Regions from separate parts of the Mus musculus genome. Here region 2 is linked to region 1. A link is a loop called in an ENCODE intact Hi-C map of the cell type or tissue named here. Cell type or tissue: left cerebral cortex. All regions are shown on one strand. Each heading gives the region's core, and the rest is flanking DNA. Links, peaks and the distances in the headings are about the cores only.

Region 1 (4,928 bases), core at 513-4,512:
GATTGAGCGAGCCAGTTAGCAGCACCCGCTCATGATCTCTGCTTTAGTTCCTGCCTCCAGAATCCTGCCCTGACTTTACTGGACGACAGACTGTGGCCTGGAGCTGTAAAGCTGAAGTCAAGCTTTCCTCCCAAATTGCTTTTGGTCTTTTTTTTTCCCCCCACAGTAGTACAATCCCTAACTGAGACGGTTTCCTTCCTGTACGCCTTAGAAGACATCGGGCTGGAGAGAGGGGTCAGTGGCAAAGTGTCTGACTCATGAGCAGGAGATCTTGGCTTCAGCCTCCAGAATCTATGTCACACGAGACAGGGTGACGTGTGTTTGCAATCTCAGCGCTTCTGTGGTGAGATGGGGACAGGGGAACCCCTGGAAGCTTGTGAACGAAGCACAGAAGTCAACAATGAAGAAGAACCCCATCTCAAATGAGGAAGACAAGGGCTGACACTTGGGTTCGCTCTCGGATCTCTACATGTGGGTCATGGAATTCCCATGTGCCTGCACACACAGCTGTGCACTTATACACACACACACTCATATACTCACACACATGTACCACACACTCACACACATATACACACTCATATACTCATACACACATGTACCACACACACACACACACACACACACCTGATTTTATTGGAGGCATTGAAGCAACCTGATTTTACAAACTGTGATTTTTCTATTCTGCCCTGAGTTTAGACTTTTATGTGGCAAGCTCCAGCCATAAAGTATAAATGGACATCACTATATCACTATATCAGGTTCTGTGGAAAAGTCTTTTAAAAGAATAAGCAATGGCCAAGCAAGATTGCACTTGCCACAAAGCCAGAGGACTTGAGTTCAATCCCAGGACCCACACAGTGGAAGGAGAAAATCAACTTCTGCAAAGTGTTCTTTGACCTCCGTCTCATCCTGCGGCATGCATCCTCTGATAAAGAAAGAAACACAGTTTAAACATTAAAATGAGATAAATTCATCAGTCTGTGCATTTTAAAATCCTGCTCTCTTCATCTCTCTTTCTTGCTACCTGGAATACAGATGTGAGAGTCAGGCTTCAGTGGAACGGAAGGTAAGATCGGCAGAACGAGGGAATGCGCATAAGACCTGATAGCAGTACACATGATTTGCATGGTTATCAGGGGCCGCCTGCATCTGTACATCAGAGGAAGGGACACCTGAGTGTTTGTTAGCCTCTCGGCTTCACCCTCAAGTGGTTGTGGGTTCTTAACCGACACACAGCATACCACAAACCCTGAAGGGGATCCAAAATCTCCTTTTGCATAATTCTATTCCCAGAATGAAATAACAAAGCTGGATTTTAAAAGACCAGAAATGGACAGATTTGGTTGGATTGAGCTTGAAGCAGTAGTGCTGGTCTGTGGGTGCTCAGCGTCTCCAGGGCGTGGCACTCTCTGGGGAGACATGGAGGCAGACAGTGCTCAGCCTTGGCCCCACTCCTCATTTCTCTAAGGCTCTAATCATATAAAAGCGAAGGTGATAATGATAGCGATCCATGAGGTAGCCAAGCGTCATAAGCAAATAGCCATTGGTATTGAACATCATGAGGATGTATCAATAGTTAGTGCACTTTGTGCACTTTTGCCTAACTTTGAAGGGTTGGAACAGGGTACAAAGAAGACAGAAGAACAGCTCTGGTCCTCTCGGAGCTCCTGGACTCGGTCCTGGAAGAATGGCTCCATGCCTTGATTGTCAAGAGGTCAGGAGATGCTGCAGAACAGCCTGGGCTGCAACTTCAGGGGGAGCCATGAGTTAGGTACCTGAGAAGATCCCCAAAGAGGTTCCCATGGAACATGGATCAGAGGTTCTCAGTGCACAGGCCTCCTCAGCATCTCACCCGGCCCTCTTCTGGACAAAGTACACCACTGTTTCTGCTTAAGATGCAATAGAAAGCCCGGCATGAGGGTGTGGGGTTGGGAGATGGTGGCAGGGGGCTCAGAAATTCCAGGCCAATCTCCCCTACATAGAGAGTTTGAGGCCAATCTCAAACTCACCTGAGAGTCCATCACAAACAGACAGACAAGCAAATAGATGCAAGACAGAGAACTGAGTGTATCTGGGGCTGCGGTGGGAACTCAGAAAGCCCAGGTGAAGCTGGGGCCTGTGGGCTGTCCCTGTCACTACCTTCATACGATCTGATTAGAAAACACTGCCGACTGACTCTCTGTAGCTCCTGCTGAGGTTGCTTGGGTTCAGTCCAGGACGTAGCTCCCAGGGGAAGAACTAGCTTCAGTGAGCTTGTCATCCTAATCTTCCTGAAAGTGACTCCTGCTGCCTGACACCCATGGCCACCTCTCCCGCCACCAGCCCCGGTCAGGGCCTGAGAAGTAAGATGCACTTTAGGGCCTATAGTCAGACAATTTCCTTCCAGTGGCTCCTTCTGGTCTCATTTGGGGAGCTGTGGTCAACAGGGCCAAGCAGAGTGGCTCCTGGTTGGGTGTCAGCAGCTTCTCTGGGGAAGCTCCTGGCTGATTCCGGAGCTCGCACAGGGCATTCCTCCAGGGGATTCTGGGAGACTTCCTTACTTGTGCTGTTCGGTTTTCTACCACCGTGTTATAATGTTATAAAGCACCGAGGACACACCTGCTGGGATTTCCAGACTCTGGTGTCTCAGAACAAAGAATCCAACCTCACACATGTGGACAGTGTTAGAAGTAGGGACAACTTACTATGAAGAGAAGTGTGTCAAAGATGTGGAAACCCAAAGGCCCTAGGACAGGAGAGCCATGACCCTTTATGGGTCACCTACATCCATTGCACACGGCACACTTTTCCTGCACTGCTCTGCACGTTGCATGTAACCTCAGTGGGCAGGAGTTTCCAGGGCTTCTGTTCACTGACTTCTTTCGATGCCTCTCTCCCCAGTCTTATGCCCCAGCCGCAATGGACAGGAGCAGCTTGAGAAAGGAGAGGTTTATTCTGGCTTACAGGTTCAGCCCACGGTTGTGCGAGCCTGTTGTAAAGGACTTGTGTCATGCATGACATCATGAGGACAGTATGTTGTAGAGAAAAAAGTCTCCTTCACCTCCCAACAGCCAGGAAGCAATGAAGGAGACCAGCATTTCAGTATTCCTTTCAAGGGTGCACCCACAATGACCTAACGCCCTCACATCCATTGGGCTCTGCCTCTCAGTGGTCCAGCACCCATGGCACCACAGGCTGGGGACAAAGCCTTCGATGTGTGAGATTTTCGGGGACACTTCAGATTCCAATCTGAAACCACCCTCCCCCTCATGTGTTTCATATGGAGCCATCAGGCATCCTGGCCAGCCCCTTTCCACCCCAGCTCCCAGGGAAATCTTTGCATGGATCGCCCACTGAGTGCCAGGAAGCCCAGGAAGGTGATGGAGGATGGCACCCTGTGTCTCCACCATGTCTGACCAGTGACTTACACTTCTCTGAGGTCATTGCAGTTCTCGTTAGGTGTGCTTTTCCCGCCGTCTGCCTTCGGTCCCCACTCCCATCCCAGCATGCTTCCTTGTGGTCACAAGGACAGTTAACTCTGGACTCACAAGGAAAGAGGCCACTGGTGCGCCCTCCCCAGCTTTTTTTTTAAATAAGTAATGAAATGTTTAAATTGAAATTCTTAGTAATACAGATCTTCTCAAAATGAGCATCCCATTTCTTGCTCCAACCTTCTCTCCGACTCTCTAAAGTAAACGTCCCCGAGGACTGGTAAGTGGCCCAGCCAGTAAAAGTGTTTGTCACCCAGCCTAGCAACCTGAGTTTGATTTGTAATACCCACATGGTGGAAGGGGAGAGCTGATTCCTGCAAGTTGTCCTCTGATCCCTATATGTATACCAGGGTACTCTGGAATACACACACACACACACACACACACACACACACACACACACACACGTATACATACATGCATGCACACATACCATAAAAGTGTAGTAAAAATTCCCATGAACTCTATCTACTGTAAATACCTTAACATGGTTCTGTGATCGATATTTTGGGTTAGCTTAGTTATGAATTATTTCCTTCACACCCACAAAAGTCAAATCAATAGCTAGCAACGGAAGATCAACCACTCACAAGGTACCACTCACAGACCAAACTAGTGCCTTAGTTTATAGTCTACTAAAAGAAAAGATATAAATTCGAAACATACAAAACTGTGAGGTCTAAATATGGACTAAAAACTAGAATCCCATACAATGTAACACATAGTTAATCAATGCATGATAACCTCATACAATGAAGGATAATTAATCGATACACTGTGGTCTAGGGGAATGGTTGGAGCTAAGGCTGAAGTGAGAGAAGAAAATTCTGCTCTTTCCTGGTCAAGGTATGTCTGAAGTGCAGCAGCTAATGTGGTAGGAAGGGTCAAATCCCAGCCCCAAACTGACTGGGGTCAGACCTTGCCTCTCGTAAACGCTGTATCCGCCTTGCATAGCACAGTGTCAGAGAGAGTTATGTGCAATAAATATTAATATCGCTCCCTTGTCTGCCACAGTTTCTTATTCAGAAGGAGCCCAGTCCCAGCTGGTGGCAGTCCAGCCTTGTGACTGGCATCCTCCTTCAACTGTCCCTTCATGGTTTATTCTTGGCTCCGGAGAAATATCTCTGACCCAGGAGAGCGGGCGCCTCACCAATTCCCTTCAGGGAATTTTTTTTCCAGAACTCTTCCTCCCCACCCAGCTTTCAATCTATTCCAACCATCAAAGTCATATGGCTCCACTGTGAGGAAACCTAGAATGCACAGGAAATTAATTGCATAATCCAAGGTTCACTGTGTGTGTGTGTGTGTGTGTGTGTGTGAGAGAGAGAGAGAGAGAGAGAGAGAGAGAGAGAGAGAGAGAGAGAGAGAGAGTGTTCTAATCATGTGCAAGTGTATGGGCCAGGCGAGGATGCTGGTATGTCCTTCTATTCCTTTCCACCATATTCCCTTGAGGCA
Region 2 (4,928 bases), core at 403-4,402, 79 kb after region 1:
GATCCCTAATTTTCCTAGCCTCTTTGCCTCCCTTGGGGCTTGGCAAACTTGTTCTCCAAATAAACTCAAATTGTATTGGCTGGGCCCATACCTTCCAACCTGGGCACTGTCTCCATCCCGCTTCTGTGTGCTGGTCCTCATAGCTGAGCTCCTAACCTGATGTTCAGACACCATCCCTGTTTCTCCAAGCTTTACCTCAGGCTCCTGGCTTCACAGTGCAGCTCACAACTGTGTGGGAGCAGCCAATAAGAAGCTAAATAGCCTGGCCTTGCTGCTGACGCCTTCACGGTAGCCCTGCTTGTGTCCCGACAGGCACTCGATGCTGCAGGACAGAAGAACTTCCTGTCTGCAGACTACTTGAATGAACCTTTCCGAGCACAGAGGGCAATGAGTGTTGTCAGTATTATGACTTCTGTCATTGAGGGTGAGTGTTGCTCATGAAAATGCCTGTCTTCTGTGCTGTGATGAGTCTAAGCCAGGCCAAGGATCTCCTTGTGGCCTGAGATCCATTCTTATGCCTTAGGCCCCCGGGCTCCTTTACTAATGTGGTTTTTATGTGCATAAAGTTGCCCAAACAAGAGTGACTACAATGAAGAAGTGCCCTGGTTCACTTATTGGAATTAGCATCTGCTTCATGCATGCTCACAACTAGATTCTCGGAAACATGAGACAATGTCAGCCACCTCCCCGGTGTGTGAGGAACTCACGTCTTTCATTTTCCGGCCTGGCAAAGTTATTCCTCATGTTCACCGTAGCTATAACTTTCATTATTGAGACTTCACTTCTGTCTTGAGCTCTTATTGTGTGCCAAACTTAAGTAAATTAGCCAATCCATTTCACCAAATCCTTTTCAATTCTGCCAACCAAATGGGAGCAGACTCAGTTTCCTGAGGGAATATGTCTATGATCCAGCTGAGAGTAGGAGGGGAAACCAGGAGGAACTGGCTCATGGCCCCCTGTACACACAAGTCCCAAGACAGCGTGGCTGTGTCCTCTCTGAGTACAGAGGCTGTTCTATCCCAGTTATTACTTCACTACAGAATGGGCAGAATCTCGTCTTTGACAAATCCCCTCCCTGCGTACCCACTACAGAGGGCCCGACAGCTCCAGGGGCTGCAATGCACAAATTAAATAACTTACGTTTTCAGTTATTCCTCAGAACTTAAAAAAAAATTATTTATTCAAACATCTGTTGGGCATCTGTTAGACATCTGGCATTGCTCCAGGAGCCTGAGATTCATGGTGAGCAAGATATATACCTGCTGTCATGGGCTGTGCACCCTGGAGACAGAGCTGATCAACACAAGTAGATGTGGAAACAGTGACAAGGGCTGGGAGGGAAAGTAAAGGAAGGTAAGGGACAGTGGGGACTCTGACAGGGCAGTGTAAGACTTGGGATTCTGAATTCTAACAGGGCAGTGTAGGACCGGGCGGTAGAGAAAGGGCAGCCACTCCGGGATGGCCAAAAAATCTGAGTGGAGCGAGGGAAATCAGCATGTGAAAGCCATGAGAGAAATGTCCTCAGGTGTAAACACCAAATAAAGTTTCCAGGGATAAGACAGAAGCTGGGCATGGTGGTATGTCCCCCCAAACTCCAAAAGGAGGAAGACAGAAACAGGAGAAGTGGGTTCTAGACCAGCCAGGGCTAGACCATATGACCTTGACTCAGAGAGAAAGATAGGTGGGAGCAAGAAAAACGTGAAGGCAAGCACATCGCACTTGAACAGAGAAAGTCTTAGAGTGGAGAACATGGATCTGGAGCCCACATGCCTGGGTTTGCATCTGAGCTCTGCCATGTATAGCAAGGTTATGACTTTGGGGTTCTCCTGGCTTTCTACGACTCAGTCTTCTTTCTGGTGAAATACTGTAACTGAGAAATGCCTCACAGCGTTTTGTGAGGTTGGATAACTTAGGTCTAGTCTGCAGCATCCACGCCAGTTATCACCTTCCGTTGTTCAGGCTGAAAGCCCTCGAGGGCGGGAGATCCGCCTCCTCTGCTCACACTTGGATCTCAGTACCCAGGTAAGCAGCGTGGCGCTTTGCAGGCACTAGCAAACAGTTGCTGAGTTCATGGTGAGTGAGCCTGAGACCCAAAGGAGACATTTGGAGGGTGGTGCTGATTTGTAATGAACTGAACAGCCGAAAAGCTAAAATAAGAAATGATCCGACATCTTGGGGTAGGAAGTAGAGAGGGCTTCAGGAGTGACAGGAAAGTCAGGTGACAACATATTAAAGCCGAGTAAAGCTAGTAACTGCTAGCTTAGGCTGGAGTTTCTGATCATAAAGTGCATCCCATTTTCTAGCTGGGTGCTACATCCATTATGGGGTTCATGGAGTGTGCCTCATACTGTCAGAGTCACGATGGAATCTACAGGACCACTTCCTTCAGGGCAACTGTACCAGAAAAGGTTTGGGTCAAACCAATAGGAGCATGACAGTTCACTTAACTCAAGGCCTGTGAGCCATCCAGGCTTGGCATGCAAGCTGAGACTTGACAGTCATCCAAACCAGAAGGCCAGACTCCGACTCGCTGCTGTGAGCACAGCTGTTATCACACTTAGCAGGAGAGGACGGCATGAGACAAGTTGCTAGTGGGGTGTCGAGTGTCTTGGAGAAATGCAGGATACTAAGAGAAGTGGAGGGAGTTTTGCCCGGGGTCAGGGAAGTATCCTAGGCAGACAGATCCTAATGCAGACATTTAAAAGCCTGAGCTATCTGGAACATAGACATCAAGGCAATGGGGGTCTCAAAATAAGGCAAGGAAAGCAGTCTGGGCCCAGATCCACAAGACTGCACCCCACTAGACTCTAGCGGACATTGGGTTTCATCCAAGAGCAATGGGGTTGCCACTGAAGGGCTGGATGCAGGAGAGCAAGACTTGGATTTGATATAAGTTGTTCTGATACTTGAGAGGATGGAATTTAAGTGGGAAGGTGCCGGCAGGGAGAGCAGGAGAAAATCAGGTGAGAGCTGGGGTGCTAAACTCTCAGTGGAATGAGAGGCAGCGGGGATGATAGAGAATGGAGGAGGATTGCATGGCTCTCTGGGAGTCACGAGATTCGGGACTGCATGGCGCACATGTGGTTCTGGAACAAGCAACTGGAGAGGTGCTGGTGCAGTGACCAGTGTGAGCATTGTAGGTGCAGTGACCAGTGTGAGCATTGTAGGTGCAGTGACCAGTGTGAGCGTTGTAGGTGCAGTGACCAATGTGAGCATTGTAGATGCAGTGACCAGTGTGAGCGTTGTAGGTGCAGTGACCAGTGTGAGCATTGTAGGTGCAGTGACCAGTGTGAGCATTGTAGATGCAGTGACCAGTGTGAGCGTTGTAGGTGCAGTGACCAGTGTGAGCATTGTAGGTGCAGTGACCAGTGTGAGCGTTGTAGGTGCAGTGACCAGTGTGAGCGTTGTAGGTGCAGTGACCAGTGTGAGCGTTGTAGGGAGGAGCAAGGGCCTCAGAGGAAAGACACGAGAAGGTGCCCATGGGACATGTTGGATGTAAAGTCCCCTGGGGGCATACAGGTAGTGGTGTCTGGTAGGAAAGCTAGCTTAGTGCTAATGGTTCTGGAATCCAGATGAGGAGAGGGAACTACAGCTATATCTTCCATAACGCTCTAAAGACATGGTGGTTTTGAAAAGATGCAAGAAGATGAGGCGACATCAAGGAGAATTAAGGCAGAGTCTCAGGAAACTACAACACGTCATGGATGCTCAGAAGAGACGGCGCCATTAGAGACAGAAAAAAAAGATGGAGACATCAGAGAGGACCCAGAAGTGGAGAAGAGACAAGGGTCCAAACTCCTTCAGGGAGAATAGAAAGAAAGGTCAGCAGATGCAAAGCTATGGAGATGTCAGGCGATGTGCACTGGGGCTATAGTCACACAGAAGTTTTTGGTCCGCACAGGGTCTACCCAGGATCGTCAAAGCAGACAGGGAATTAGCTCAGTGGGTCAAGTACCTGCCTTACAGCATGAGGGCCTGACTTCAGATTTCCATCATCCGTGCTAAAAAAATAATTGGGCCAACTGCATTTGTCTGTAACCCCGCATTGGGACCAGAAATAGGGGTCTCCCAGGAGCTCACTGAACAGTTGGTCTAGCCTCATCAGTGGACTGAGTGTTCAATCAAAGGCTCTGTCACAAGGCAACAGGCACACTCACTTGCACTTTGACATGCATGCATCAAATGCACAACATAACACACACAAACACACATATGCACTCACACCATTGGTGCATCTGCATAGGCATGAATGTACATACTGAAAAAGAGAAAGAGACAGACAGATACACAGACAGATACATACAGAGACAGACATACACAGAGACAGACACACAGAGAGACACAAGACACAGACAGACAAACAGACACACACAAGACACAGACAGACAGAGACAGACACATAGAGACAAACAGACACACAGTGAAACAGAGAGACACACAGAGAGTCAGACATACACAGAGAGACAGATACACAGAGACAGAGAGACAGACAGACAGACAGACAGACAGACACACACACACATATACCAGGATCATCATAGCTAAACAGTAGCAGAGAACATACATGAAGAATGAGAAGTGAGAGGATGGAGATGCCTTGTCCAGGACTTTTTCTGTGAGCACCGATTGAGAAATGGAACAGGACAGTGGGGGCTGAAGGACACCTTTGCGGCTTCTGAGAATGGGATCTTTGAGCATATCGACCTGGGATGGTCTTGGAGCATGGAAACAGTGGAAAGGGTACAGAAGGACATTAAAGTAGATTCTGGAAGTGACAGGAGAGGGTGCCCAAGTGGAGAGTGTGGCCTGTTATCTCAAGGGAGAAAGACACGCCTCCTAAGAGGAACTGTCTTTCCAAAGACTGCTAGGAAGGAGGCGTGGCCACGTTCAAGGCTAGCAAGGGTGTGATTGCTCTGGTTTCTGTGTTT

Evidence for each region. Hi-C counts contacts between places; a loop is a spot of excess contacts. Peaks named below come from ENCODE experiments on the same cell type or tissue, not always from the same donor. Only the 100,000 strongest peaks of a DNase experiment are listed, where the experiment ranks them.
Region 2: a loop joins it to region 1, with 1.8 times the contacts of the local background. A loop is called at or near these places in 2 of 42 quality-filtered maps.

What each region holds. Positions count from the first base shown.
Region 1 is chr9:119,732,572-119,737,499 of GRCm38, reverse strand. No RefSeq gene overlaps it. Among named protein-coding and RNA genes, the nearest start is that of Gm33701, 9.2 kb to the left of the region's middle. In left cerebral cortex, for the core only: no CTCF peak of the experiment used is centred there; no DNase peak of the experiment used is centred there.
Region 2 is chr9:119,653,899-119,658,826 of GRCm38, reverse strand. Scn10a (sodium channel, voltage-gated, type X, alpha) reads left to right here. Exons shown (of 28, transcript NM_009134.3): 13 at 313-424. Among named protein-coding and RNA genes, the nearest start is that of Scn10a, 63 kb to the left of the region's middle. In left cerebral cortex, for the core only: no CTCF peak of the experiment used is centred there; a DNase peak (open chromatin) is centred at 2,511.